Linked DNA regions of Homo sapiens: regions 1, 2 and 3 are each linked to region 4. The links are chromatin loops, found by intact Hi-C in ENCODE. Cell type or tissue: PC-9. All regions are shown on one strand. Region 1 has its middle 30 kb from the start of LIMCH1. Region 2 overlaps LIMCH1 (LIM and calponin homology domains 1). Region 3 has its middle 12 kb from the start of LIMCH1. Region 4 has its middle 110 kb from the start of LIMCH1.

Region 1 (8,000 bases), 76 kb before region 4:
TTATATATTTTGGATACAAGCCTCTTATCAGATATATGATTTGCAAATATTTTTTCCCATTCTGTGGGTTGAGAGATGATATCATTTGCAGGACAAAAGTTTTTAATTTTGATATAGTCCAGTTTATTTATTTTTTCTTGTCACTTGTATTTTTGATGTTATATATAAAAAATGATTGCCTAATCCAAGGTCACAAAGATTTACTGCCATGTTTTATTCTAAGAGTTTTGTAGGTTTAGCACTTACATTTATGTCTATGATCCATTCTGAGTTAAAATTGTAGCATTTTACTACACAAATTTACTGGTTAGTTATAAACATATCAATAATTTCAAAAGTATTAATTTTAAAATAATCTTTCTTCTTCCCGTCCTCCCTTCAAAAGCTTACTACATGCCTGCCATGTGCAAGCACCATTAGGCATACAAAGATGGGTGAGTCGCTGTCAGTACTTCAAGGAATTTATCATCTAATAGAAAGTTAAAATATCCAACTTCATGAGTAGTGCCATGTGTGAGACAAATGACTTGCTCTAGGCACAGCCAAAATTTCTCCTTCAAACAAGAAATGAGGGAGACAGCAGTTGAAATCAGGGTTGTCATCTCCACTTCGGGATGTATGGCTGTCACAGCGATGGGTGCTCAGAGGACTGAATTCAGGTTGCAGCACTGGGGATGTTGTGGTGGAGGGAAAGGTGCCCATTGCGTTTGTTTGGGATTTAAGAAGATGGAAATGGACAGGGAATACAGCACTGCAGGTAGCTAGAAGCAAATGCAAGAAAGATACAAAGCAGGGAAGCACAAAGAGAATTGTAGGAACAATAATAGATCAACCTCTGTGACCAGTGCAAATGGACAGGGCTGATGAGTTGAATAGAATCATTGCACCCAGACAGAGGGACACCACGTTCTAGGCAAAGGAACTTGAATCACACCCCGTCTTCTGGGAAGAGGCCACCAGTCACGATGAAGCCATGTTTGGGAATGTTAGCCTCCCAGCAGAGTCTACAGTGGCTTAAGGAAGGGCAAGCACTAGAGCTAATCACTCAGATATACAGTCTTCACTTTTTCTTTTTATTCACTCTTTCTTCCTCTTGATACCAAGAAGGAAGTCTATTTCTTCATAGTTAACTTTTTAAAGAAATCATTTGGTCGGGTGCGGTGGCTCACACCTTTAATCCCAGCACTTTGGGAGGCCGAGGTGGGCGGATCACCTGAGGGCAGGAGTTCGAGACCAGCCTGCCCAACATGGCGAAACTCCGTCTCTACTAAAAATACAAAAATTAGCCAGGCATGGTGGCAGACGCCTGTAATCCCAGCTACTCGGGAGGCTGAGGCAGCAGAATCACTTGAACCCGGGAGGCAGAGGTTGCAGCAAGCCGAGATCGTGCCAGTGCACTCCAGCCTAGGCGACAAGAATGAAACTCCATCTCAAAAAAAAAAAATCATTTATAAACTGGGTCCTTAGTAGGCTATTTAAGAAAAAGTCCACTCCTTCGAGTAACCAAAGGGAACATTCAGAACAGGTGAGGCAGAGATTTTGCACACTTCATCATGGGAAGCCAGCCCACCAAGCCTGACAGCCCATTAGAGACAATCAAAAAATGGATTATTAAGGAAATACAATTAGAGCTACTAAATCCTCTTAAATCTAAGCAAAGCCTAATCCAGCATGTAACCCCACAGGCAGGCAATGGGCTAGGCCAGTTTCTCATCTACCACATGAGCAGTCCACATTTAAACCAGTTGTTATATTTTCTTAAATTAATTGATCATTCTTAAAAATCTGTCAAAAATTTGTTCAGGAGGAGAAAGATTAGCCTGAGATTCAAGTCAGGAGAATTTTAATATTTATTAAGGAGCAGATTAATAGGATGAGGGAATTGCCACATGTTGAGGGAAGTGGTTCCAAGTGACAATTCTGCTAAAATAAGTTTCAAACACATTTCTAGGAAGCTTCAAAACAAACTCTGTAAATGCCCTACTGGGTCTGGGTCATATAAGACTATGTATTAGGAGAAAGGAAGTGACAAGGATCGTATAATTTTTAATGAACAGAATATTTACAAAGATGGATGAGCTTGAGAATATTCCAAAGGCAAGATGCTCAAGTGCACACAAGAGCTCCCAGAGTAGACTTTGTAATTGATGTCCAAAGAACAGTTTGAATGGAGACAGTACCCCTACTGTGCTGAGTCCCTCTTTTGAGTAGGAGCCAAGGGCTATTTATTTGGTGAGGATTCAAAAAAAGAGGCAACACTGGGGGCTCATTCTGCTCACCATGAGTCCTGCATATTCACCTTCCATGTTCTCCATCTGTTTTCATCTTTCTAACAGAAGCCTGTTGGGGATACTCAATTCTTGCCTAAGCCCCCACCTAAGCCAGGCCAATCTTCAAACAAAAAGCAGCTTTTTCACTGGAGATCTTTTTCAGAAAAGGAGCGGGTTGAAATGTCCTCACTTGAACTTAAAGGCTTAATGAGTCTTGGTGCCAAACAGCTGGAGACAGGCCAAGTCAGCGTGGCCAATTGTGATTTGGCAGAAGGACAAGGGAGAACCCTACATAGAAAGTCTATCAAATTCTTCCCAGTCTGCTAAGGCCAAAATCAGTAATGGAAAAAGGACCCAAGTTTGCTGAGATTGGAGCGAGCATCTGGGTTAGAGAGAGAGCTCTAGACAAAGAGTGCAAAGACACATTGTGCCCTACCACCTCGGGTCTCCATCTAATCATCTACAGAAGAGGGGTTGGAAGATCTAGGTTCACTGGGGTTGCTCTGAGGACTAAATAAGGGATTGGTTTGTGAATACTGAACAAAGCAATGGTGACCAGTAGGGACCAGTCTAAAGTCATCAATAACTGGGGTGACCATATATCCCAGTTAGCTGAGGTCAGTCCCAGCTTCCACTTGTTCCAGCATCTCATCTGGTTAATACCCCCTTTCGCTCTGAACAGTGTCTCAGTTTGAATGACAGGTTGTATTGTTGCTCTACTAATCAGCCATTGGGTCATACTAATCTCATCTCTTTACCAATGTTTCAGAAAATGATTGCATGTGTACTTTATATTACACAAGGTCTCTAACAATAGCTGTTGGAATGATACACAAACATGAGCTAGACCTAAAACAGTTAGGTGGAATCATGATCAGTTGACTGGCAGTTCCCAGAGATACATATTAATTGTTAAAAGTCTCCAGTCCTTCCTTCTGCAAGCAAGGCAGGCCTTTTCTGAGGTTTTGCTCAAACTGATATCTACTGGGGACATACAATACAAGTCACCTCCACCTTCTTAAAAGTCTTCTTAGCCCTCTTGGTTTCCATGACCTCACAGTCTCCTGGGTTTCCTCTCATCTCTCTGATAGCTCTTTTGTGAGCTTCTCTTTCTCCCACCCATGACCCAGGGGAGACACTTCCTCAAACTGAGACCTCCTTCTGCGGCTCTTTCCTAATGTGGCCTTTCCCTCAGAGAGGCTTCCATATCTCATAGCTTAACCCTGATGTCCGACAATGGCTCACAAATCCAACTTGAGCAAGTTGAATGCATCGTCTCACCTCTAAGAGCCAGGCCCTCATCCCCAACAGCCTACAGGACTCTGGTCCTGGGTGGCTTGTCCATATCCCGAACTCATCCTGCCCAAACTAAAACCATGACCTCTCCAACAAACAGAGGAGCCTTTCTGGCTTGTATCAGGACCCCACTCAACTGAAACACCAAAATTATTTTTTGTCTTTTCTTTCATTCATCACTATACTCTACCAGGTGCTGCTGATTTCTTCAAAATCCTCTTCATTTCCATTGCTCTTGGGAATCAAACCACCAAATCCTTATATGGCTTGCAAGGCCCTGCACAATCTTGCCCCCACTACTTCTCTCCATCCACACTGATCTCATACCATTGCCCCACTGGTTTTCTACCTTTTGGCCAAACAAGTCTACCTGCAATTCCTCCAAGACACAGAGCTTGTTCCAGTCGTAGAGTTTTCAATCATGTTATTCTTTCAGCCCTAGAGTATGTTTCTTCTCAACTTTCATTTCCCTTTCCTCTTTCCTGGTAGAAGAGAATAATTTCTCCTCTTCGTTCAGGTCTCCACCTAAATGTGCTTCTTGAAGGGAATCTGAGATTTATATCCCACACAGTCAGGATTTAGATCTCAAATCAGCTGCCCGCCCCCCTCCCACCACCACCATTACATGATTTGATTGCATAATGCATTCATCTTTACAGTAACTTACCACACTCATAAGTGGGTTCCTATAAAGGTCAGTTGGATAAAGGAAGAGATGTCCTTGCCCTTTCAGGCACCTATCCTCTATATGTGCCAAACACAGCCTACTCATTCCTGACTCCAAACCTTCCCTCCTGCCTTTGTCCCTGTGTAGGATGCTGTGATACTGTGAATTATATTAAGAAATCCATATTTTGGTCTTCATCCCCAGCTCCTGGCACAGAGTCCCTAAAATCCTTGTAATTTCCTGAGCAATAGGAATGCTAGGTGCATTTTTTTACTCTGATATTTAGTCTCTGACCCCAGTTGCTGACGCAGAACTCCTAATCCCTTGGAATTTCCTGGGTGATAGGAGTGTCTTTTGCTCTAATGAGGTGACTCTTGGTAGGCTCCTAGATGGAGGCTGGTTACCAGAAAGACCAAGCTACGATTAGAAGCTTGGAACTTCTAGCCCCACTCCCATCCTCCAGGAAGGGGAGAGAGGCTGGAAATGGAATTAACAACCAATCATGCCTAAGTGACAAAGCCTCCATAAAAATCCCGGTTTCAATCCCTCTGTTTCAAGAGTCTGAAGATATACTGGGTTGCTGGGCGTGTGGAGGTGCTGGGAGGATGGACCAACAAGAAAGGGATGAAAACCCTATTCCCTTGGCCCCACGCCTTCCCCTCTGCATCTTCCATTTGGCTGTTCATGTGTACCCTTTATCAGATCCTTTAGAATAAATCCATAAATACACGGATGTACCCCGGAGTTCTGTGAGCCATTCTGATAAATATTCAAACCCAAGAAGGAGGCCATGAGAGCCTCCAATTTGTAGCCAAGTGGACAGAAGTTGTGGATCACCTGAGGACCTGTTATTTGCAACTGGCATCTAAATGAGGGGTGGGGGCAGTCTTGTGGGACTGAGCCCTTAACCTGTGTAGTCTGTATTATCTCCAGTTAGTGTCGAGATTAAGTTAAACTTTAAGATAACCAGCTGGTATTGGAGAATTGGTCATTATGAGGGATAAAAACCACACATTTTTGTGACCAGAGTGTTATGAAAGTATAAAGAAAGAAAAAACTACTTGTTTTTCTCTATAAAGATGATTTTCCCTTTCCCTCAACCTATTCTTAATAGTCAATTAATATTATATCTCCCCAATTAACTGTCTCCCAAGTCATAACAGTATCCTCATTTAACCTCTTATTAAATCTTGGAGATTAAATCTTTGTTGGTTTTACATTTACTCGTACACTGGTTTACACTGTAACTTAACTGCTCTGTGTGTGTGGGTCCAGTCCCCAAGCACATCATAAAACTTTTGAAGATCATGTCTTACATTCTGTTTTTATGCCTCTTGGTGCCTAATTTGGTGCTATGCAGCACATGGTCGATAGCCAACAATTCCTCCATGTGATAAAATGTCTCCACACAAAGTTACACCATCAACCCTCAACCTGTCCTACAAGACTAGGACACATCCGTGACACACCACATCTCATGCTGAAATCATGACAAGAATCTAAGGCCAGACCTCCTTCTGACAAGCAGCTCATTTATCAGTGATGATAGAATAAGTGTTTGCCAACAGATTTCTTATCTTTGGAAAATCATTTCAGCAACACAGGAACTGAGACAAAAATCCACTAAGACATTCTTTATTGGTCACTTATTTGTAGATTAACATACTCACACTTTCATTTCATGACAATACGTTTGCAAAACAAAACTTTTAAGTTCAGTTCTATGACTCCTAGGAAGATGGAATTTGTAATAGAGAATCTTACACTTGAAGAAAGCAAATACATCCATCCTTTGGTCTCCCAGTCTTTAGGGATGGGTCTGTTGTTTATACAAAGTGTGTGTGTGTGTGTGTGTGTGTGTGTGTGTGTGTGTGTGTGTCAGAAACACAGAGAGAGAGAATAATACTGACTAAGACTGGGAGAAAGTTAAAGGCAGTCATTGATGATCAGGTGGCCTAGGTAGAAATCTTATAACTTGGTCTCAATCTATTCACCAAGTGTTTCTATAGATGGATTATTTGCTACACCAGTGTCCAATGAGTGAAATACAAAGACAAAGGGTCTTCAAGAAAGCTCTCAATCCGGTACAAAGATGGGACAAAGAGGTAGAGCTCTATAATAGCACTAAAGTGGAGTTGTGTATGGGTACTTAGCAGCCAGACAAGAACCTATTAACACTGCCTAGAAGGTTCTGGAACAGCTTCCCAGAGAAGAAAACCACAACAGACTGGATGGATGGGAGAAAATGACATCACCACAGAGGTCAGGGTTATTGTTTTCAAAACAATCACTCTAGTCCCCAAGCTCTGCCAGCCAAAGTTCATTATTCACACATGATCAAGTTTGTAAGGGACCCAAATTTTCTTGCCCAGTTTTTGATCACAAGCTAGATGAGAGAAGCTAGAAAGTATAATCCAAATGCCTTCATCCCGTGGCTTGCTGGCAGCCCAAGGGAGCGAGCCACTGGGTGCACAGTGACACAGAGTTGCAATGACTATGTCATATTCATAATTGACTTTTGGACTATTTCCAAAAACAATAATAAGAACAGCCAGTGGTACAGGGTGCCAAGCAAGTGCCAGATGCTATGCTGAGTGCTTGACTGTATTCTCTCACTGGAATCTCCTAGAAACCTCAAGAAGTAGTAATTTCTCTGTTACATAGACGAACGGGGGAAAGTTAACATTTAAGTGCCTGCTATGTTCCAAACACTGAACAAAGAATTTTATACATATTTTCAATTCATTTTATCCTCAGAACAATCCTATATGGATTTTTACAATTATGATCTGTTTTTATAGATAAAAGTAAACTGGGGGACTCAAAGAGGTTAGGTTACTAGCCTAAGGATACACAGGAGGCAAATCTAGGATCTGCTCCATCTACTAGGTTGAACCCTAGGAAATCACATTATCTGACTATTTTTTGGTCTATTGACACAATTTCATAGGATTTAATGAAGGAATTCCAAAATCCATTCACTTTCCACTATACTCTCTCATAAAAGGGTTTGAACTGGCTTTTGTTAAATATATGTCCTTAGATAGTAACAAAAATGGAAGAAAGGAGTGGGGAAAATGATAAGCAAACCAGAGAATAAGGGAGAGCATATCAGTAAGAATCAAGGTAAGAAAATAAACACAGTCATACACTCACTGAAACTTGGCTTTGCATTTCTCTATGCGCAAGCTACAAATAGCCATGAAGAGTATCTGCATACTGCCATTGCCAGGGAGCATTTGGGAATCTGAAGGTGAGTATGGGGTTGCTCCCACGAGTGGGAAGCACCACTGGCTTGAAGTGAGCAGGGCAGAGGAGGTGAATTATCTGCAATGAGTGGAACTGCTCAGATGCAAAAAGGAATTGTTCTGATGACATCAATAGCATCCCTGTGGAGACACAGGAGCTCATCAATTTCAAAACCTACCTAGGATGTTTGAACAGCTCCACAGGGATCCCATTGACTGGGGCTCCCCTAGACCTCCTGGAAGAAATGGTTAAAGAAACACTAGGAAACTCAGAATGAAGAGATATCAGGACTAATGCCAGGGAAGCAAACATTAACCCCAACCCCTGGAAAGAAAGGTCTGAAGTATGCAGAGACAGACCCTGAGGTTGGACAGAGCTGAAAATGGAGGGGCCTTATTCTAGGAGACAGCAAATGGTTGTGAGGAGAAACTGAACTGGATAGCTCCAAGGTCTCCTGTCCACTCTCAGAGAATTGGTGCCAAGTTATTCAGTAGGGGGTACTATAAATTAAAAGGAGA
Region 2 (8,000 bases), 230 kb before region 4:
ATGCAAAGCACATTAAAGACAGTATACTTTGCCTGCTGACAAAGAAACATTATTATAAACAACCACTGTCGAACAGTGCCTTAGTATCTGATGCCCTTAGGGAATTTTTGAGGCATGTTGGACTACTTGTTACTACTTGTAAATAGTTCCAAAATTACAGACTTTAAAAATTCTTATGTTTGCTTTGTAAAACAGATTTTTCTTGTTATTGCTACTTAATTTTGTTTCTCCCTAATATGAATGACCTTTAGTAGAAACACCCTTCTTCTGGTTTGTTGCTTCTGATTAGCTGATTGCTGAAAGACCAGATTACCAAACTTATTAAAACAAAAATGTCTAAAATAAGCATTGGTTGACACTGTGCATAGGTCTGAATGAGGAGCGTGGCTGTATAAATTTATGTTTTTTTCAGCTGCTCGCAGGACCTTCTCTGATTCACTCTTTGGCTGGTGGCTGTGTTCCCTATAGATCAATGACCTCAGGGCGAGTGAGACCACAGAGCACTTGTTTCATCATATGCTGATCCCTAATTTGGTCCTCAGAATAAATTAATGTTAGAATTTATCCTCAGAAGGAATTTTTATGAATAATATATTCAACTCTAAGAGAATCTTAAAGAAAACTAATCACCTCATTCTGCATTACAGAGGTCAACGAGGTGTCCAAATGAACGTTGGTGCTACACAGCAAATGATAAGGTCTAGCCTTCCCAAAGCTGACAACCCACCAGTCATTAACCTCATAGCATTTCCTTGTAGTGGAGGCTGGCAAAAACATGTTTCAGTAATGCCTGGTTGTAAATGAAACAGTTAAGGGTCATCAGCAATGATCAAAATGACCGCTATGTAAAAAGGTAAGCCTGTAAGCATGGGTGCTTTGCTTTATAAAGGAAACACTCTCAAGTGAAATCAGGAAATAAAAGCTGTTGCAATCACAGTGGCCACCATTCGCCCTTTATCTAAGAGCTAGCCGTACAGTAAGAAAGGAAGAAAAGGGAGAAATTCACATAGTCTAAGTGAGAAAAGTGTTTGATTCAAAGACCATGATTCCATTTGCTCATCAGCTGGCAGGGGTTCTTATCCTGGAGTCAACAAAACAGTATTCAGGGGCTATATATATATTTGGCACCACATGATACCAAGAATAACTTGGTAATCCTGTGTATTTTATTTTACGCTTAAAAAATATTCTGAGAATAATGTTTACCAGATGACCAAAAGGCACAATGCACAAAAACACACACACGAACAAACTGAAGAAGTCCTGAAAACACTTTTTTCCATAGTAGGGCAGGTGTGACTCTGGTGATCCACAGATGAACTCCAAGATGAGGTTCCACAGATGAGGTTCGCAATGACTGCTTTTTACTTAGGGTATTCATTCTGTTCAAGTTATATGTTTTACTTGCAATGATACAGATTTTTCCTTTCAGTTTAGATTTAAGTGGGAAAAGCAAGTAAATTTGGAAGGGTAATAAATAATAGTAACTAGTGTGATGCTGATAAAACGAAACCTGCAAAGGTGGGAAATTCTGCCTGCCTCCCAACGTTTGACTCCCAGTTTAGTTCCCCTTTCCAGACCTGCAGACCATTAATTATCTATAAAAATGAAGAATAGCTAGGGTCTGAAATATTGAAAACGCATCAAGGCAACAGGCATTTTAGAGGCTCTACCAAGGATACAGAATTCTCAGCTCCTAAGGCCAGGGAGTGCATCATGTTCACTGTTGACTATCCAGTACCTAGCACAGGGCCAGGCATGACATAGTAGGTGCACAGCCAATACTGGTTGAGTAAATGATGAATAAACTGGAACTACAAGTGGCAGATTTTTCACTTTAAGGTCATACCCAAATTGAGGGTCCATTCTGAAAGGTGGTACACCACTACGGATAGTCTTCCAGTTGTGCAAGTCCGTAGTGGTGGCCCATTAAAATTACCTGGGAGCTTTAAAAAATACAGATGCCTGGGCTCTGCCTCCACAGATTCTAATTTATTTGGTCTGGAATGGGCTTGGATTGTTTTGTTTGTTTGTTTTTGAGATGGGGTCTAGCTGTGTCGCCCAGGTTAGAGTGCAGTGGTATAATCACAGCTCACAGCAGCCTTGACCTCTTGGGCTAAGTGATCCTCCCACCTAAGCCTCCACAGTATCTGGAATTACAGGCACTCACCACCATGCCTGGCTAACTATTATTATTATTACTATTTTTTTTTTTTTTTTTTTTTAGAGATGAAGACTTTCTGGGTTGCCCAGGCTAGTCTTGAACTCCTGGGCTCAAGTGATCCTCCTGCCCTGGCCTCCCAAAGTGCTGGGATTACAGTTGTGAGCCACCACACCCAGCTAGCTTGTTATTTTTTAAATTCCCAAGAGTAATCAAGGTTGCGAACAACTGGTGTAACTGATGAATATTTTTAGACTCTGTACCTGAAAACAAATCAAACTAATGTGAATGAGATGAGACTCTAAACAAGGAAGAAACTTTAATAAAAACAAGACTTTAAAACCTATTATATCAGAATAATAATTTTCTAGGTTTCTTGTTATCCAAATCCAGTGGCATCAGAATTACCATGGCTAACAAATAGATGATTATTGGAGAGAGACTAGCCAGTAAGCTGACAGGTTAAAAAGCAAATAAGCAAACACACACAGCAAACTAAAACCTAACTGCAAGGCTTTAGAACTTATATTACACTTTTCCACAAAGAATAGCCTGGCCAACATGGTGAAACCCCGTCTCTACTAAAAATATAAAAATTAGCTGGGCGTGGTGGCAGACGCCTATAATCCCAGCTACTCGGGAGCCTAAGGCAGGAGAATCACTTGAACCCAGGAGGTAGAAGTTGTGGTGAGCAGAGATCACACCGCTGCACTCCAGCCTGGGCAACAAGAGCAAAACTCCATCACACACACACACACACACACACACACACACACACACACGAAAAAGAAAAACTACAGATTAAAGATAGGAAAAAAGATGAGGAGAGAAATAAATCTTCATTATTCACAACTGCCACAGCAGCAGCTAGCTGTAATATGGGGCCATGTTAACTTGTGGGTTTAACCGCTTTCCTCCACTCTGCACTTCACCTTTTGTGACAGCACCAACTCCACCTTTCCACTCATTTCATTTTCTGGTTTCTTCTGGTCTTTTTCTTCCGACACATCATTCTTCAGCTGGGGGCTGGAGGGAAATTCCACAAAGGCCACGGTCGGGCTGCATCGAGTCACAGTTGTTGTAAAATGCTGTGGTTCTGCAATGGAGTTACATCCAGAAACGTACAGAAGGAAAAGAAAATCAAATATCTATAGGACCATTTATTCTGCAATGCCATGAAGTACATTCAGTCCATATCCCGTCCTGGCAATATAAGCTGAATGACAGTGTGCTCAGAGATATAAAAGAGCCTAAGATGCTGGAATTCCCAAAGCTCTTTCATGGTATTGAACAACAAGCAACACAAATCACGTCCTATAACCACACTATGAAGAACTTAAGTTTTTAGTAAGGGTCACGGTTTACATCTGAATAACACCACATGGAACAGAATGCTGACACGAAATATATAATTATGACAGCTGGGCTAGATAAGAGAACATCTACAGGTAGTTTCTATCCCAGTGAATGAGCAGCAACCTGATGCTTCCTTTTTTTGTATTTCAATGCTCCATTTTAACATCAGAATTTCTTAATTGGAATGTGTTACGGATTGTGGGGTATATGTATATAATGCAATGAAAATAAAGTGTTCTCTGATACATAAAGAAGAATTAGGTTCACTTTAGAAGGGGTGGAAAAGTCACTACCTAAGGGGGCATATCAAAATGTGAAGGCACAATCTAGTTTGAAAAAGTAAATGCTATTATTTTAAGTGATATTTAATTTATTTAAAAATGTTACCTAAAAATAATTTGGTAATTGACAAATTATGTTTCTCAAGTGGTAAACACTGGAGAAAGGCCTTATAAAAAATAATAATTTGGTATTGAAAGAGGGTGAGAGGTTTTACTGTTTATCAAAAGAAGAAAAGTGTTAAACATATTGATAAGGCTGCAAAAAAATATTGAGGAACAAGACTTTCGGGAACAGGGTCTTCTTCCTAAAACAACGAATACAGTATATTATACTCACTGTCCAGATTCATGGCACTATTTTATTCATTTTTAACTATATGTGAGCTTTACCATTTCAGCGTCTATTTTTATGTTTTTGACCTCTCGCTTATCTATTGCTGTTACTGTGTGTCAAAATCCTACCCTCAATTTTTAGCATGATTTATATGGAAGAACACAATATTCTTTATGATTATAGGGATAAATATTTTAAAAAACAAAATAAAACTGGGTAGCTTTAAGAAAGAGCATGGGCTCCTATTTTCACAGCAACATTAACCATACGGGCAGAACTTCCCCAGGAAGCCTCTAGGTGGCAGCACAACCGCACCACTCCTGGAGTCTAATTACTACTTTCCTGTGGCTCAGTAGGAAAAATTCTTGACTATTTCCATTACATCTTAAACAGTTACCATGATTTGCCTTAAAACTAGTCTCTTATGAAACAAACCTGATGAGGCAAGTTCTATATTCCCTTTTCTTGATTTTCCACCATCATTCTTGTCCTCTTGACTATTCGGTTCCGTTTTCTCAGTGGTTGCCTGAAAAAGAGATTTTTTTCCCCCTTGAATAAATGATTCCTTTAAAAGTTCTAAAAATTATTTTTTAAGCAGTAATTTTTAGGTCAACAAAGTGGTTTGGCCATATGAATTCCCTCTTCTACTTCCCAGGCAGCTTCATGGCGAGAGCCTGGATTGGTTGGAAGGAGACATTCTATGGAGAACAGGACACCCATGCGGTTCACCATCTCACCAAACCTCCTATGACTGCCTTGGACGCACATCCCACATTTTCTTTTCTTTCACCACCAAAAGCTCAAAATCATGGCTATCACCTACTTGTTCTTGAAAGCCTTTCAAGCTGGCTTAGGGTCATAACACCAGTGAAGTCTTTTTGTGGTTCTTTAAAGGTTACAATTAACTTCTCAGTGGCCTGTCTTGGCATAGTTGCCTGTGGCCCTTACCATTGTGGATTTTAGCCTGCAGTTCTCATCCTTCCTGGGCTCCCAGTGAATCTCTATTACTGGAGTTCTAATTCATTCTCTCCTTTTCCCTCTCCTCCCCACTTTCAGACTACTCTTTTCTCACTGGTTCTTACTCCTTTTCATCAAAATATGGGTCATTCTGAAAGATTTCAACTGGACCCTGTTTTCCTCCACTTGTGCTGAATTACCCTCAAATATATCAATTATTCCCATGGATTCACCATTACATTCTCCGTGTATAACTCGTATTTTCATCTCCAGCTGTGAGAGTCCATCAGAGCTTCGGTTTCACCTCTAGGGTCAATGGCCTTCTCCTCCAAATTTGACAATTTCTGTTTATGGCAGCAGTTCTTCCCATCACATAAACTTTCAAGTGATCTTTGACTCATACCTCATGAATATTCATCATTTGCCAAGTCCTTCTAAGTTTCTAACATACTAGTTTTCATATCAATCATTTCCTTTCTGTTTCTATGGCTGGGACTCCAGGTTTGCCTTTCTTCCTTGTTCTCCACTAAGAAGTCTCTGTGATTTGAACCTCACTGTCCAATCCACTTGGTACATCACTGTCATGTTCATCTCCATGGCACCTCCAGTAATTACTCTAATGCTTGTGTTCCTCTCTCTCAGTAGTACTTCAATTGTGTCAGTTTTATGCTTGATGGAATTTACAATAGTAAAAAAAATTGAAACAACTTAAATATCCAATAATTGGGGAATGATTGAATGAATTACTGCATGTCCATAAAGGCAATATAATCATGAAAAAATAAGATGTTGAATAATAGTTAATGATACGTGAAAATACTTACTAATGATAGGAAATGTAAACTGTATACATAGTTTGATGTTTACATGTATATGATTATATACATGCCTATACATAAACATATAGAAAAAAAGATAGTAAGAAAATACAAAAATGTTAATTGTGATTATTTTTAATGTGCTTAAGTTTTGGGTGACTTTTCCTTCTCTTTACATACATTTTATATATTCCAAAATGTTCTATAATGACTATGTATTACTTCTGTAATTGGAAAACAAAATCAATGTAATTTTACATTGTCTTTCACTGGGAGCCAATTGACTCTAGAATGAAGTCCAAAATTATCCTGCTATTACAATATTTACTTAGTAAAAATAAATAAAATGTTAAATTAAATACTAGCTAGATTATATTTTGATAATTAAAGAGAGCAAGTTAATGACTATTGCATTTTTTGGTAGAAGTTTCTTGTAAAAAGCTAAAGTTAAATTTTAAAGTGTGTATGAAATATTGCATAAATTTTAAAAGGTTTTAAGATAAAGGCTAAAGTTGGTTTCAGAAAAGGCATTATTAACTCATAAAATATCCCCATGGGTTCTCGAGAACTATGAATTTATTCGTCTCTCATAAGTATATATATTTTATCCATAAATCAAATTTTGCCTCTCAAAATGAAAGGTATTTAAAGTTAATGCATTGGTGGAAACCATCACTGAATTCTTTAAAAACAAAGAAATTTTAAACAACAAAACTTTCAAGTTTCTAAAAGGTTTTACAATAGCATCTAGTGGCAAAAATGTGATTTTTCTTTGGAGGATGGAGTAGTTTTGAAATCCTCATAATTAGATGGGCATTTTCTAATGACAGATAGTCATGTATCAATTCTGGAAGAACATAATATTAAGTTAAAACACACTTTTAAAACCCTAGGCAGGAAATATGCATCACCTTGGATTTTGTAATATTTTAATATATCAATAAGTCTGACTTGAATCCCTGCAAGAGACTTAAATGAGTGAGAATAGTTAACTGGTCTGTTTTGTTATATTTAGGTTATGGTACATGTGTGTGTTTACATTGTTTGCTATATGAACCTCCAACATGGTAGTAGGATTTGAAGATCAACCAGTTTAGCATTGCAAAAGAATAAGTTGGGTTTTATAATTCAAAGTGCTGTCTTGCACATGTAGAAATATTAATACATGATGGTATTTTTGTTTTATGACATCTATATAGAAAATACTGGCAGAAATACTGATTTTTAGCTTCCCCTTCCCCACAAATGGATTACATTATAGAAAACTGAGACTGGGAAACAAATTTGCAGTTAAATATTGATGAATGAGCCTCTTGAGAACACTGGTGTTTACAAATACTATAAACAAAATAAATAACTACACAACAGGGCCAAAGCCTCACCAGACCAAAAATGAACAAAGAAATGAACATATTTTATTAAATCTAAAATGCCATCAATTTTAAGTTGTATTACTTTAGGTACTACTAAGAAAGAAAACACGCCATCTGTTAAATATGATGCACTTTTGATTATAAGACAGATCCTGATTTAGAGATGTTAAAATGTGAAAAGTGTGCCACTTAGAATCAATGAAATAAGATAGTTCATGAAGCCCTTTAGACCTAAAGACCTAATGTGTGATGCAAAGGGGATGGGGTGCTCAAGCACTAACTACTTCACTAAGGCTTATTGTACCAGCATACCACATTCCAGCAACGTTTTACCACTTATGTATGCTGGAGAACTTCTGCTTTCAAGAATTCTCACATTTCTCAAGACATTTCTCTATGGCTCAGCACTCAAATACTAAACTCCAGATAACTTACCTTAAAAGGTGCTTTAAAGGTTACATCCTGACATTTGATACGGTAACTTGATAGTAGCAACAGCAGAAACTGCAATCAATATTTACTGCACTTGCCACGTGTCAGTGCTGTTGGGCCTTTCATAAGAATCGTCTCACATAATTCTCAGAGCAAGCTTAGGAGGTAGGTACCAACATGATTCCCTTCATACAAGTGAAGAAACTGAGGCCCGGGAGGTTAAGCGACTTACCGAGGGTCATACTGCTAGAAGGCAGGGGAGGTGGGAACCCTGCCTGTGCTGGTGAC
Region 3 (8,000 bases), 94 kb before region 4:
ACATCCTTTTCCCCAAAATGCGTTTCTGAGTGGGTTAGGGTTACTGAATGGTAGGATCATCTGACCAGTCACATTCCTGCTTCTGCTTCTGACCTTCAGCTAGCGTCAAATTTCCATCGTTCATCAGGCTAAGAAGTGATACATGAAGTAAGGCCTTTCACAGAGCTCAGAAAGATATTTTGTAGGTATTGGCCGACAGAAAGAAAAAAAAGAGATGAACTTAAAAAATGAGTTTTTGCCTTCCTCTCTTTTTCAAAAAAGGTAAAATAAAATGTCATTAAAATGTGTCCCATCTTCAACTGGGAACAGTGTATATGTAATAACCAAGGAGAGGGGTGGCCAGGGCTCGGGATCCATCTCATCTTTTACTGTTTGTCTAATGTGGGGCAAATAATTTCCCTTTATGGACCCACATGTCCTCATCTGCAAAACAAACACATCTAAGATGTCCTTCTAAGATACATCTAAGACGTAAAATTGTCTTTTCCTCAGATCACTTTTATCCTTACAGACCCATGGAAAAATCAAACAGTATTTCATGACAACTCTAAGAAGGTTCAGCACTCAGGGGCAGAATCCGCAAATATCACCTATTTCCAATTATACTTCACATGTGCATATGTGCACACACGACGGCTGTCACAATTCAAATCTGTGCAAGAAAAGGCTTAATCCCCAAACTCCTATCATAAGCAAAGATTTCATACATTCATGGCTTTTGCACAAAACCTAAAGCTCCTGGGATGAAACAACATTTAGCATGATCTCTGATGACCACTAAATTGAGTTTCAAGATGTGGCTCGATAGTACAATACTGATGAGCTAGCAGACTGAAGTGCAGCATTTTAAAAAAAAACCTTTGGTATGCCAAGACCTAAATTTGAGGACTTTCTCTCTGGCAGCAGCAAACAGTATCACTAACACCTAAAAGAGAATGCAAGCATCTGCAGGCAGTCACCACACGGCTTCATATGTCAGCAATCGTTGCAGAAGAAATGCAGACCCGGATTCAGGGTCTTTGCATTCTTGCCAGGAAATGATTTTCAACTACTTTGTTTTAACACCTTCACCCCTGAATTCTTTGTAACCACAGCTTAACTCAGGGGCTAAAATACACCTATTCATGCCTTTGTAAATCTACATATGTTTATAATTTGATATTGCTATGTGAAAACACACTTTTTTATTTATCTTCAAGTCAAGCAGCTGGGCCATCTTAATGGATTGGCTTCTCAACACTAGCCCATTAAGACACACGGGCATGGCTTCCAGGCATAGAAAACCCTCTGGCCACACTTCTCAGATCTCTATGGCCCCTGCTACTATGGACTTCTTGATCAACAGACGGTCAGTGGCCTGTCAACCCCTGACAAAGTGAAAAAACCAACCTGATGTATTCAGAAGTATTTCAGGGATTTTTCTATCTGCCCTTTCCTGACTGTCATGAATATTTGGAAGAAGAAAATATTGTTTGAAAAATACCCTCACACAAAGGCTGCATCTCTACTAACAAGATGATCTCTGCCATCTTCAAACCCATTAATTATTTGAGGTTTCCTATGTCTCCCCTGAAAATAAGAGAATTAATGTATTTTAATCCTCAACTTTTTATATTGAAAAATTTCAAACCTACCAAAAGGTTGCAAGAATAGTACCATGACCCCCGTACGCCCTTTATCTAGAGACAGTATTTTGCCACATTTCCACCCTTCCTCCCTTTCTTCCTCTCTCCCTTCCTTCCTTCCTTTCCTTCCTTCTTATCTCTATGTGTATATGAAATTATATATTATGTACCCAGACTTTTTTGCTAAACATATTGAGGATTGGTTGTATACATGACATTTCATTTCAAAATACTCCAGCATATATATTTGCCATCTAAGATCAATAGTATTCTCCTATATACACAAAGATAGCTATCGCATACAGGAAATCCAACACTGAGAGAATACTATTATCTAATACTCAATTTATATTCAAATTTCCCTAATTGTCTCAATAATGTCTATTATAGTTGCGTTTTCCCAACTAAGGATCATGCACTGTATGAGGCTGTCATATTTCCTTAGTCATCTTTAATCTACGACAGTTTTCCAGCCTTTTGGGGATGGGGCAGTTTTTTTTTTTTTTTTTTTTTTTTTTTGAGACGGAGTCTCGCTCTGTCGCCCAGGCTGGAGTGCAGTGGCGCAATCTTGGCTCACTGCAAGCTCCGCCTCCCGGGTTCACGCCATTCTCCTGCCTCAGCCTCCTGAGTAGCTGGGACTACAGGCGCCCACCACCGCGCCTGGCTAATTTTTTGTATTTTTAGTAGAGACGGAGTTTTACCGTGGTCGCAATCTCCTGACATCGTGATCCGCCCGCCTCGGCCTCCCAAAGTGCTGGGATTACAGGCGTGAGCCACCACCACGCCCGGCCGAGGACGGGGCAGTATTTTTAATGACGCTGACAGTGGTGAAGAGGACAGGCCAGCTGTTTTGCAGTATGTCCCTTAATGTGGATTTGTCGTATTGTTTCCTGAGAACTGCTGTGATTTCTTAGTGCATCACCAGGACATCTAACATCATTTGGACCCATTATAGATATCGGTAAGTTTGATCATGGCCAACTACTTAAAGACATAGTGTCTTGACATGAATACGAAACCACTTGCAGGCCTTTAATTTCAAACTGTTAACCATAGTTATTCAAAATCTTACTTTCCAAAATATATTTCAGAACAGAGCTACTTTTATCTCTCTCGAGTATTAACTCATTTTCTCCTATACCAGGGGATATTCTCTGTATTCTATAATAAAAGATCATAATGGACTATAAATACTAAAGGTTTCACAAAGGAGGCTGTTTTGCATTAGATCTTTAGTTTTATTTAATTTATTTTATTTTTTAACTTAAAAGATGTGTTAGTCTGTGTTAGATCTTGATGGACAAATATAATTTTGTCAAGAAGAGCAGGAGGAAAGTATTCAATGAATAACACATATCACAAGAAAAGGCACCATTCATGGGAGTGAAGAGTGTTTGCAGAACTGTGAGTCAACTATTATAGTCCAGGCAAGAGATGAGGATGGCCTGCTCTGGGGCAGTGGCCAAGGAAATGCAGACAAGTAGACAAATGGGAAAATTCTTTGATAGCTGAACTGGTGCAACTGCATGTCTATGATGCCTTCACTTACATTGGGAAATAGGTGCACAGGACTGGTGATGCAAGTCCCATTTGAATATGTTAAGTTTGAGGTGCCAGTAGGATACCGAGATGAAACTGTCCAATAGACAGAACACGAGGTCTGGAGTTCAGGAGAGAGTACTTGATGAGAAATGCTGCTTTGGGTCAATATCATGGAGAGCTGAAGTCATGGACACAGTCAAGAATATGAGCATAGAGAGGGAGGCACAGGCATGACGCGAGAACCGTGGAAGTACATGAACATAACAGGGGGTTGCGGGATGGCGATCTGTTTCCCACCAGGGCCACAAGTGCTCTGGTTTTTGTGGAAATGTTGATCTCAAGGCAACTGGAGCAAAGGAAAAGAGTTTGACCAGGTTTGTAGATTCAGGAGTCACTAGTGAATGGGTTAGTAGGTGACTTTACTTAAGAAAGTATTTTTTTGGACTAAAGATGATAAATTAGTTAAGAAAATATAAATGATACAGGGTGACGGTAAGCAGGGGAGGTGTTCATTGAAAGGGGCAAAAAAAAAAAAAAAGCGATAGCAAGGACAAAGTGAAAAGGAAATCCAAATGAAAAAAGAAAGTAGAGGAATACTAGTCAAGAACATAAATAGAAGGAAAGAAGATGAGGTCACCTTGTCTTCTTGTATCAAGTTGCCCAAATGCTCCAAGACAGAGGCAATATGTGAGAAACAACATTTGATCCATGATAGGAAATAATATAAAGACAAATGCATGTGCCCCTAACAGTTAATTTTACTAAAATTATTTATGATTTCCATTTTAAATTGAGGTTTTGAAAGCCTTTTCTCTTTAGCTACTGGACTGGGAGTGACTTGTTTCTCCTCATCTGGATTTTCCTGGGGCCTTCCTTAGTTTTATGCTGCAAATTTTGCTTCTATAACATTAAACCCCAGAGCTCCAGGGTCCAGAGTTGCCATAGGCTTAGGGACAAACAGATGTTCATCAGGATCATTAAGACCTTGGCTTTAACATTTGGAAGAGGTGAATTTACTAAATGTTTTAAAATAATTGATATATGTATACACTGATATATAATACTTATATATTATTTATTTTATAGAACTATTCAAATATATTCCTTCCAAATATATGTATCTATCTCGATATTAACTAACTTATTTGGTTACATGATTCTGAAGAACAAAATTAGAAAGATTTTTAACGACTAATCACCAGCTCACTACCAACCAATATGGGGAATAAAATGCATCCACAGAAATAGCAGTTCTTAAAGAAAACATCTATTTCATTCAACTTGCTGAAACCATGTACCTTCCCACAAGGACCCCCCACAATTCTCAAACACAATTGGTTTTTTGTCACATCTAATTTCAATTAGTCATCGTGATATGGCTAAGAAGCTTTTTAACAACAATCAGTAAGGTCTACGTAGGATCCTGCTTAAATTCTTGACATTCTTCTCATTGCTTTCTGCAAAACTACATGCGCAGAAGGCGATCACAATGGAAACAATCAGTGAGTCATTACCGAGCTACATACTTCCTCTGCTCTGTGTGTGTGTGTGCGCGCGCGTGTGCACGCACACACACATATGCCAATTCCTTCCAAAACTAAGATTTGATTGTCTTCCTCATCTTCTACTTCTTTCCTTTTTCTACACAAAGGCAACATCGATGAAGCAATTAAAAAATTAGTTGCCAAGAATTATAAGACATATCAACGCATGAAAAAAATATTCTGCTTCTAACCACATATGAACATGTAAGTTTTAGATTTTATGTGGATAGGTTCAGAAGGGCAAGGATTCTGCTTAAACAGTTCTCCAGATGACGTTAGACCACCTTAGTGCCCCAGTATGTCTTCAGGATAGTTGGCCTACAATTGTGGTATTTCAACCCAAGTAGATTATAATATTGAAAGCAGCAATTTATTATAAAACGACTGTTTTCTCTTAAAATTCTCTTTCTCTCTACCTCCCCTACCCTCCATTCTAGGGGAATGCAGTGATGAACTGAAATGAGAAAACGTAATTAAAATCACATTCCTCCCCCAAGGGTCAACCTAATTATCAGCCTCTCACACCAAAACAAATTTAGCTCTTTGAGAATGAAGGTCCTTATCACTCATGGAAAAAACACAAACAAAGATTAACATGCCATTTAGGCATGACTGCAATCTTTCATTTTAAGTGACCTCTTCGTTTAATGGATTCAATGCGTTCTCATTCAAGTGGAATATATATTGCAGGAGAGAACTGTAATAAATGGTGCTGTCATGACCCCTAGGTTAGAGCAAAGGAATATTGGAAAATAAATCTCAATTCCACGTACTCACCAGTCCTGCAATGGGGGTAGGCAATCTATTGATCTTTTTAACAAGTCCTGGCTTTATAGCATTCAGCAACCTGTCATGAAAAAGGCAGAATGTCAAGTGAGACATAAAGCAAGATGGATCACACAAATCACCTTTATCCGGGGCTACAGCTAAATTGCTGGATAGGAAAAGCAGTGAATTTAAAGCATATAGTAAATCTCAATAATCTATCAGCCTTCATGCATATAAGTGAAGAGCTTTGCCAACATCAAGTTGGTCCACGGCAGGTGAAGTTTTAGAATTTAGAAATGTTGAGAGATGAGAAAAGGTAGAGACTGAGGAGGGCTTCAAGGAAAAGGACAAGGGGGAGAGCTGGATTGAGGTTGTGAGGGAATTATCTGGAACTGGAACCAGGTATTACAACTCAGGTAAGGCTTGTTGCCAATTTTCCTGGCTAAGACATGGATCTCTCCAGGGATGCACTAAATTCAAAGACCAGTTTCTATCTTTACAAATGATTCGCCAAGACACATTCTAAGTCAGACCCTACTTGCTCTTTGAGAAGAGTGGCTTTTTCAATGTGGTTGAGTTTCACTTTAAAAAGGGAAGAATGTGTTTAATAAGAGGTTAGCCAATCATATTCTGAAGATTTTAAACAAGGCTAACCAAGAGTCCCTAGGTACAAAAGATATTTGAGCAAAAGATTTTCAGCTAAAGATTGAAATTATATAACAATGGTTACACAAGCAAGGGAATGCAAGAGAAACAACTATCATTGCCTGTTTTCAGGACATAAAAACCCAGAGTGAAGAGAAACAAGGAAAGCAACTTATAAAATTAAAATATGGTTAGCATCGGGGTAATTGGGTAAAGTGTAGTATTTGCAAAGTAGGTTATTCATAAATAAGTGATTGAAGGTAAGGGGCTGTAGAATGTAGAATGTTATTTCCACGTTCGGGAATCAGGCAATTAGGTAACTTAGAATACTGTGCAAAGAGAAACTTAGGGTAGGAGTGTATCATAATTGAGAGGTCAACAAACTACAATCCATGAGCCAAATCTGGTCCAACACCTGTACTTATAAATAAAGTCTTACTGGAACAGGAATATAACCATCCTCATTCATTTACATATTGTCTATGGCTACTTTTGTGCTACAACTGCAGAGTTGAGTAGTTACAATGGAGACCTGAGGGGCCACAAAGCATAAAATCTTTACTATTTGATGCTTTATGGAAAAAGTTTGCTGACCTCTGTTAAAATTCATGCAATCCAAGGTTATAACAAATTATAAAGAACCTGTGCTTGCCAGATTTCTACAGATCAGTAACAAAAATTTTTCAAATGGTTTAATAGTCTTGAATTTAGACTATCTTTGACTTTGATACCACCATATATTCATATGTTGAGAAATGTCCCTACAGTGATTGTGACAGACAGGATATTCCATTTTTGCATGCAAGATTAATTGGCTGTTCTCGGTAATTTTCACTGCAATTCCAACATGCTGCTACCAAGAGGCGGTACTCAGAGTGCACAAGTGCTGTTTTGCCCACGGAGAGCCAAGCTGGCTGCTCTTTTCATGAATGCACTTATTTTTTAACCATAAATTTAACCTTTTAAAAATGCTTCTTTATAACTTATTTTGGACTTATTGGTTTTACCAGTTGGAAGGCAATTTATTCACTCTTCTCATTTTATAGTTCAGAAAATTGAGGCCTGGTGAAGTCTGAATTGAAGTCTGAGTGACTTCCCCAGAGCTGGTTAGTAGCACACTCAGGCCCAGAACCCAAATTTCTTAGATCAATGCATTCTCTCAGGTGGTGTAAATATCCCAAATCTTCTGGTTTAAAATACACAGATAGATATGATATCTCCAAAGCCACATTTTTAAATGTACAAAATTCTTTTTCTCGCTACTTTTGCTTTTCTCAGATACATTACTTTTCTTAGTAGTTTTTAACAGTGTCATTTTAAACTGAATTTTAAGATAATATTTTTGTACAGTTGTTGACAACTCAAAAGCATCAAAAGGATATACAGTAAAATATCTCACTGTCACCTTTGTACCACAGGACTCCAGCCTACTCTCTGAAGGCAACCTGAAAGACTTTCCAGAGGAGAATTTATAAAAAATATATAGAATTTAAAAATATATATGTGTAGCATATAGTACACACTGTCCTACACCTTGTTTTTTCACTTAACAATATATTTTGGAGGTTGAACAATTTACCTTGGAGACCCCTCATCCATACATATGGAGCTATGCCCTTTTCAATAGCTGTGGACCACTGATGACTGCAGAGCTGACAGATCAACCACTCTGTCTAATAGTTTTAGATTTTTCTAATAAGATGAAATACCATTGCTACCAGACAGACTGAGATCTGAGCTTTGTTGTTAATTAGGCAAAGTAGAAAAAATAACAAAATGTCCTACCCCAAAATTCATTATTTTAAAATTATCTTTTAAAGAGGTATGCTTTTTGTCCTCTATATCTAAGAACTATATTAATATTTTTAGCAATCAC
Region 4 (8,000 bases):
TGCGAACAGTGAATAGTTGTGGAGTCCAGGTACCTAGATCTAGGCAAGGAGACAGCTCAAACCACCACCACAATCACCTCCAAAGAGGGAACAAGAATTCCTGGCCTCCTAATTTACAACCCAGAATGTATTTTTTTAATAGAAAAACAAGGTTTAAAGAGATTTTCTTATGGCTCTATGAGCTTTATTAGAACTAAACTTTACAAAAGTAATAAATGAATTGAAAAGTGCCTGTATCATTGAAAGTGGAACAAATATGGTACACTGGTTATTTCTTGAGAAGCTGAGTGAAGTCTTCAAAATAAGGAGGGGACAATTTGAGTCACGTAGTGGCAACTGTTTTATTATTTCTATTATAGGAATCATCATGTCAATAAGTTGCTACAATATAGGACTTCAGAAATAAGATTTTTGAGATACCGAAAGCTTACTCTGTATATAAACTTCTACTTAATACATTTTTATATGAGACCCTGATCTTGCATGATGTTCCCAGACAGTGTCTCTGCAGCTTAGATTAATCCTGCTCAATCATTAACCATTCAACCTGGGCAAAGTTACTGAACTTCACTCCTTACCCCTCAATGTTCTTGCTCATCAAATAGTCAGAAATAATATCTTACTAGGAAAATGAATGGGAGAAAAAATAAAATAGAACTCTATTAGCTTTATTCTGCACTCAAATGAGCAAAGAAATTGTAGCTTCAATGTTTCTAAGTGACTGGTTTAGGACAAGAAGGGTGTATTAGTTTCCTGTGGCTGCTCTAACAAGTTACCACATTAAGTTTAGTGGCTTAAAACCATACAAATTGACTCTTACAGTTCTAGGGGTAGGAAATTTAATGTCCAGATGTTGGCAGGGCTGCCTTCCTTCTGGAGGCTTCGGCACGGGGAACAGGAGGCTTTCCATGCCCTTTCCAGCTTCTAGAGGCCACCTGTTTTCCTTTGCTCATGGTCCCTTCTTCATCGTCGAAATGCATCACTCCAATACCTGGTTCCATCATCATCTCTCCGTTTTCTGTTTCTGATATCCAGTCTCCCTCTTATAAGGACTTCTGTGGTAACATAGGGTCCACTGGGATAACATTGGATAATCTCCTCTTTTTCTGCTTCTGATGTCCAGTCCCCCTCTTATGAGGACTTTTGTGATAACATAGGGTCCACTGAGATAACCTAGGATAATCTCCCCATCTCAGGATCCTTGATTTAACCATATCTGCAAAGTCTCATTTTCCATATAAGATAATATAGCCAGAGGCTCTAAGGATTAAGATATTAACATCCATAGGAAGACTTTATTCAGACTATTGGAAAAAGGGAGACCCAACTGTAGAAAAGTCTGGCAAATATTTACTCCTATGCAATAAATTAAACAGTTCCTTTAGGTTCAGTCTTTTTAGACACCATGCTCAGTCACTCAGATTTCTGTTCATCAAGACAGTATCCAGGGCTGGGTATGGTGGCTCACGCCTGTAATCCCAGCACTTTGGGAGGCCAAGACTGGCGGATCATCTGAGGTCAGGAGTCCAAGACCAGCCTGGCCAACATAGCAAAACCCTGGCTCTACTAAAAATACAAAAGTTAGCCGGGCATGGGGGTGGGCACCTGTAATCCCAGCTACTCAGGAGGCTGAGGCAGGAGAATCTCCTGAACTTGGGAGGTGGAGGTGGCAGTGAGCCAAGATCACACCCCTGCACTCCAGCCTGGGTGACAAAGCAAGACTGTCTCAGGAAAAAAATACCCCAAAAACCAACTGTAACCAGGTGTATGGGGAGAGGGAAGAGTGTCTCCATTATGGTGATGTGAGAGATGGAGAATGCAAATCACATGTTGTCCTCTACATCCTAGCTGCCCTCTGCTGCAAAGCAGCTAGTCTGGGTTGCTGCCTGGCCTGGTGACCATGGGAGTGAAACCGGCTAGCTCTACAACCCTAGATATTCCATGGACATCTGTAGCTGATGTCTACAGCTGGTGGCCAGGGCCTTAGAGTGCCACTGGCTGGCCTCCAGTGGTGCCACAGCCAGCTCTGGGTCCATTCTCCACCCAGTTCCTAGCCTAAGCCCACTGCCTCTTAACTCAGCTGCCTTCTGAGACCTCCCTTGGAAGAATTCCAGAACATCTGGCTCCTTCTGCCATCACACAGGAGCTGAGAGAGCCTTGGTGAGTGCCCTGGGGCCCCTTCCACCTGACCTCACCATTTTGTCCTCTTATGTCACTTGGAAGTGTACCCCTTTTAAGCTGGCATGAAGTTACTCACATAGCAGTGTCTGTCCAGAACCCTAAAAAGAAAGTGGGACAAAACTCTCCTCCGCCCTTGGTGTTCCCACCAGCTAAGACGAGCCCCTCTGCCCTCAGTCCTCCCTCTACTTGTACAATTTGGGCCATCAATTCGTTTCCTCCTATAGGGACATGCCACTCCACCCTTCCAGAAATGGGGTCTATTTCCCCGACTTCCCTCAAATCTGGACTGACTCTAGGGCTTCCTTTGACCAACAGGATATGGTGGAAGTAACATGCTGCCACTTTCAAGCTTGGCCTTAAGAAGACTGACAGCTTTATAATTTAAAAGTTTAAAAAAAAAAAAAAAAGAAGACTAACAGCTTCTGCTTTCTTTTCCTTGAAGGCCAGCTACCTGAGGAAGTCCAACTACCCTGAAACCACCATGCTATGAGGGCGCCCAAACCTGCCAGGTAGAAAGGCCACGTGGAGAAGCACTGAGGTACCAGACATGTGAGAAAAGATGTCTTGGACCTTCCAGCCCAGCCCCGGCACCAACTGAACACAGGGACCAGCCAACACCCCATGGAACAGAATTGAACTAGTCAACTCATGGAATCTTAAGAAACAATAAATTGTTGTTATTTTAAGCCACTAAGTTTGGAGTCATTTCTTATACAGCAATAGGTAATTAAAGCAATCAGAAAAATAAAAAACAAACCATATATACATTCAAGTGTTTCCCCCCCAAAACTGGAATCACAGTGACACAGCACAGCAGTAAGACAGACGCAAAACGACTAGAGTAAGCAGCCATTTCAAAAGAATGCCCGCTCATTTGCAAGGGTTTTGTTGTGCTTTGTTTTTTCACTAAATGCCCTCCCTCATTTAATTCATCTGTAGCCAAAGAACCACTTGCACTACTTTTTTCCTTCTCCAATTAGCATGCAAGGATTTCCCTCATGTTAAGAGAATGTGATATGCAAAGTCACTGGACCACTGTCTTGCATAACAAACCAAAGTCTTTTGACATCAGTGAGAAAATTCCTCAAGAATGCAAAGAACATAATGCCGATTGTTAAGTGTGAAATTCCAGGGTATTAACCCTTTGAGAGATGCTGTCTTGTTCAGTTTTATTTTGGGTTGATCAAAAGGACCGTGAAACTAGATTGGAACATTATGCACCAGACTCCACTGCCTACTTGAAAAAGAATTATACTTGGAACTTGATCTTTTTAAGATCTCCCATATGTCCTGTATTTTAACAATCAGGTTTTAAAACAGGAAGGATCGTTGCCATTGAAAAATGGTGTCCAGCCAAGTAAGCCTCATAATTCAAAGTAAAAATCTCAAACTATAGCTGTCATTCAGGCCTTAATGTTTACCTTAGGAAATGTTTTTAAATGAAAAATTGATGGCAAAGCTTTGCCCAAATGATGCTATTCCCAACAAGGATAGAGACCCATGGATTTACTTGCTAGGACAATTTATTGAGAAAGTTGTCAGGGATGAGAAAAATGAGAGAATAATTCAGACAGGAAGGTACAGCCTATTTGTTTTTCTAGCTTCTATCTTTACCCTTACTTCTCAGTACTAACCCTCCTGTTAGGGATGCAGATCAGGGGCCACCTGTCCACAGAATCTGACGTTATACGTAAAGAGTTACACAAAGGACAGGCTTCCAGGTCTCTAAAGTTCTCTGTTAGGAATCAAGAGCAGCAACACACTCATATTTTAAAGTCATCCAGAAAAGAAGTTTAGACTGTACAAAAAGTCAACAATACACCCTGTTATTTTTAGCTGCCACAATTAATCCACTCAGACAGTGTTCACACAACACGCATCAGCCAGCAATATAACCTCCCTATTTTAAACCCAAATTTATCTGTACTATAGAGCTGAGTGGGGAAAAACAGCAATTTTGAAATCAAACAATCACGGATTTAAATTCCAGTGCTAATCTTACTAAGTATACTGCCTTGGACAAATTATTTAACATCCTAGCCTAAATTTCTTCACCTGCAATGTGCAAGTAATAGTCATAGCTGCCTTACAGAGTGGAGAGAAGATTAATTATGATTTCATAGAAAAAAGAAAACTTCAATTAGGAACTAGGCACAGAATCATTATTCAATTGGTGTTAGTCATTATTATTAAAATTATCAAAGTTTTTGTTTTCTTCTCCTATAGTATGAACACCAATCCCCTCAGCCCTTAATCATCCATTGCTGGCTGAAGTAATCACCCAAAACTCATAATAGCACAAGAAAAGATTTATAACTTAAAAAGTGTAGAGGATTCAGTCTATATGTAATGTAACAGATGATGGGTGAGGGAAAATGTGAGTAGAGAAGAAAACATACACATATCATAATAAAATAAGATCTTTGCGAAGTCAACTGTGACTCCAAGAGAATGCAGTCTGTATTTATTTTCTTGGAAAGTTAATGGAAAACTAATTCAGCTAGATGCCTTTTACCTCCTTGATGTAGTCCCATGAGATAAAATGTAATGAAGTTCTTTAAAAACCAGTAAGCACTGTGCCAATAGGGAATATTTATTGGGTGCTTGTTACATGTCAGACACTGTTGGCATTTTATATAAACCATATACTTAACCCTCACAACAAGCCACTGAAACAGTTCTTATGCTCTTCATATGACTGGGAAGGAAGCTGAGAATTAAAGAGATAAAGCAATCTGCCCAAAGTTCTACAGGTAAGAAGGGGCTGGCCAAGATTCCAACTCTATGTCTATAGATCCTCAAAATCTGCTCTTTCCACCAAGCAGGGGGAGGTGGTATGTCTCAAAGCTTTGACCCTTCCTCTGAATTTTGCAGAGAAGAAGGGAAACAGATTACATAATCATTTTTCATTTCATGTCTAGACTCTAGGACACAACCCATAACCCACTAGGAAGCAGACAAGAAGCATGGGGCTGTGAGCCCAACACTGGAAATGCATCTGAGGAGGATGGAGAAATAACAGTCTGAACATTCAGTTGCAGTTTAGAAGGTCAGCACCAACTTCTGACAGATGTCTGCTATTTTAAATGACAAACTTGCTTGTGCATTGTGCAGAATTGCTACACTTTCCGTCATGAAGCCATAATGCTGGTTTATTTCCAATTTCAGCACTGAAAGACACATAGAAAAAAAAAACAAAACAGAAAACCAACTGGCTTTCAATGGAATTCTGTCTGAGATTTAAGCCAGCATGTAATAAAAAAGTTATTCTCCTTAGGCACATTCAATTTTTAGACTGCTAAAGCATGGCAAAACCACAAAAATGATGTCTTTCACATATAAAGATTCAAGAAAGGACCCAAACATTATGTAAAATTAAGTAAAGCCAATTTTTCTTCATCATATTTAAGTTCTGAAGATTATTTAGTAGCTATTTGTAACTTTTGGAACATACTTACAAAAACTGGAGAAATGAAACAACAAAGGAAACATTCCTAATCTTTTAAAATACAGAGATGGGGGCAGGGTGCCCGATGGCTCAAGCCTGTAATCCCAGCACTTTGGGAGGCCGAGGCAGACAGATCTTGAGGTCAGGAGATCGAGACCATCCTAGCCAACGTGGTGAAACTCCATCTCAACTAAAAATACGAAAATTAGCCGGGCGTAGTGGCACGTGCCTGTAGTCCCAGCTACTCGGAAGGCTGAGGCAAGAGAATCGCTTGAACCTCTGGAGGCAGAGATTGTGGTGAGCCAAGATCGCACCACTGCACTCCAGCTTGGGCAACAGAGCAAGACTCTGTCTCAAAAAATAAATAGATAAATATAATAAAATACAGAAATGGTTTTAAAAACATCTTAGCTTCATCACCATCATTTTGAAATTCCTATATAAAGCTATTTCCCCCAAAAAATATAATTTCTCTAGAATTAGAATACACTCCATTCATCTTTGTGCCCCTAGACTCTATTATGGTATTTGACTTACGTAACGTCTATACTGTATTAGGAATTTAGTGCTGTTCACCAAATATTTCCAATTCTCCTTCCTCCAAGAACATTATAGGATTGTGTTTCCCTGCCCATCCATGTGAAGTTAGGCATGGCCATTTGACTTGCCTTTCATTGACTGGCCAATGAATATGAGCAGAAGTAATATTACTTCTAAGCCAAATCCCACAAGACAGTGTGCATGATTCACCATGTTTCCTTTCCTTCCCTTGTAACTGGTGACAGGGGGATATCTATCAACGTGCATCTACATGAAGGCCTACATGAAGGCCAGCCCTCCATGGATATGTAGCATAGCCAATAAAGAAAATGGTGTTTCTTTAAGCAACTGAGACTTGGGTATCATTTGTTACTGCAGCATCATCTAACACATCCTGTCTGATAAAAACACTGAATGAAAATTTAATGAAGAAAAATCAAGAAAGGCAAACTGGAAAAATATAAGTGCCATGACCACTTCTGCGGACCTCACCATCCTTTTTCCATAATTCTTTATAGGTTCAAATCTGAGAATACTGTGCTTACCACAGCCTGATACAAACGCTAATATAAACCAAGTTGAATATTTGTTTGAACAGAGCATCATGCTGCCAAATGCCATTGTTGTCGCCAGCACCTCTCAAAGATACTCAAATCTGTAGAGAACAGTCTGTTCACATAGCTTATGCCAGAATAATAAGTATGTTCCTCAGAAATGAGTACCCTTCACTCGGTGGCTATGGCTAAACGCAAGTGAATTTATATTTAAAAAAACCCATGGGTCAGAGCACTAGAAGCACAAATAAGAAAAAGAAAAAAAATGCTGCTTTGTAGAATAAGACTACTTAAAGAGCCCAAGGGAAAAAATGAGAATAAAGCAAACCAAAAAACAAAAACATACGCATTAAAAAATGGTGCACAGATGGACTGTAATATCAAAAATCTGCTATCAAGTTGGGAGGAGGAATTCAGCACAGCCACTCAAGCACCACTCTCCCTCGGCTGGAACTCATCTGGAGGATTTGCACCTGCTATTTACGTTGCTGCATGCCACTTTCTTCCTTCCCAAGAAGAGATTTCAAACAAGGAGGCCCTTTCACAGGCAACTTCGAAAGAGTAACAGTCAGAAAAAAAGTAAGAAGGGGAATCAAATGCTTGAGATGGGAAAGGAAGAAATCACAGAAGAAACCATGGAAGACTTCAGGCAGCAGTGAGCGACTGTCTTCACACAGCAACTCAACCCCATGCCTCTCAGCCCTGGCTTTGCCATTAGCGATGCTCTCTCTTCTCACTCACTGCCAGGAAATGACTTAGATACCAAGTGTCAGCTCTTTCATCTTTCCTCAATCCAACCTGAAATCTCAGTCTGGCTTCTGCTCACAGCACTCCACTAAAAATGGAAACCAGTCTGTGCATTTCTGGGGCTGGGACACATAACAGAATATCGAGCCAGCCAAGTGTCACCTTTTACCGATAGGGAGATAAATTGGCTTGCTTAAAGCCACATTCTGAATAGTTAGAAGTTACTTAAGAACTCCAAATGGCCAAATGCATAGTCTATCATTTAATCCCCAATTTACTTGCTTTCTCTGCCACTCCCTATCAGCTCTTCTCATTTGAAATTGCCCCCTCCCTTCAAGGGCTTAACACTAATCTCTTCTGACATTATCTCATCTCTATTTCCTTTTCATGTGTTTTAAAAACACTTGCACAGCACTTATTATGTAGTGCTTTAGAGATATTAACTTATTTAATCATGATAGCACGGAGGAGGTACTACTATTATTACCATTATACAGATGAGGGACAGTGAGGTTAAGTGATATAACCAA

Evidence for each region. Hi-C counts contacts between places; a loop is a spot of excess contacts. Peaks named below come from ENCODE experiments on the same cell type or tissue, not always from the same donor. Only the 100,000 strongest peaks of a DNase experiment are listed, where the experiment ranks them.
Region 1: it touches region 4 in a loop (2.8-fold over the local background); 3 of 110 quality-filtered maps call a loop at or near these places.
Region 2: a loop joins it to region 4, with 5 times the contacts of the local background. A loop is called at or near these places in 5 of 110 quality-filtered maps.
Region 3: a loop joins it to region 4, with 6 times the contacts of the local background. A loop is called at or near these places in 16 of 110 quality-filtered maps.

The regions. Positions count from the first base shown.
Region 1 is chr4:41,504,038-41,512,037 of GRCh38, reverse strand. It overlaps a transcript of LIMCH1 not described here. Among named protein-coding and RNA genes, the nearest start is that of LIMCH1, 30 kb to the left of the region's middle. In PC-9, no CTCF peak of the experiment used is centred here; no DNase peak of the experiment used is centred here.
Region 2 is chr4:41,658,078-41,666,077 of GRCh38, reverse strand. It overlaps LIMCH1 (LIM and calponin homology domains 1), which reads right to left. Exons shown (of 32, transcript NM_001330672.2): 19 at 4,568-4,658; 20 at 3,094-3,257. Among named protein-coding and RNA genes, the nearest start is that of LIMCH1-AS1, 31 kb to the left of the region's middle. In PC-9, CTCF peaks have their summits at 4,218 and 4,419 (motif pointing right); a DNase peak (open chromatin) is centred at 7,717; H3K27ac peaks cover 2,355 bases.
Region 3 is chr4:41,521,967-41,529,966 of GRCh38, reverse strand. It overlaps a transcript of LIMCH1 not described here. Among named protein-coding and RNA genes, the nearest start is that of LIMCH1, 12 kb to the left of the region's middle. RefSeq lists an enhancer at 4,325-4,924. In PC-9, no CTCF peak of the experiment used is centred here; DNase peaks (open chromatin) are centred at 3,146 and 4,596; H3K27ac peaks cover 6,160 bases.
Region 4 is chr4:41,428,265-41,436,264 of GRCh38, reverse strand. It overlaps a transcript of LIMCH1 not described here. Among named protein-coding and RNA genes, the nearest start is that of LIMCH1, 110 kb to the left of the region's middle. RefSeq lists enhancers at 2,272-2,975, 2,976-3,678. In PC-9, no CTCF peak of the experiment used is centred here; a DNase peak (open chromatin) is centred at 3,214; H3K27ac peaks cover 3,492 bases.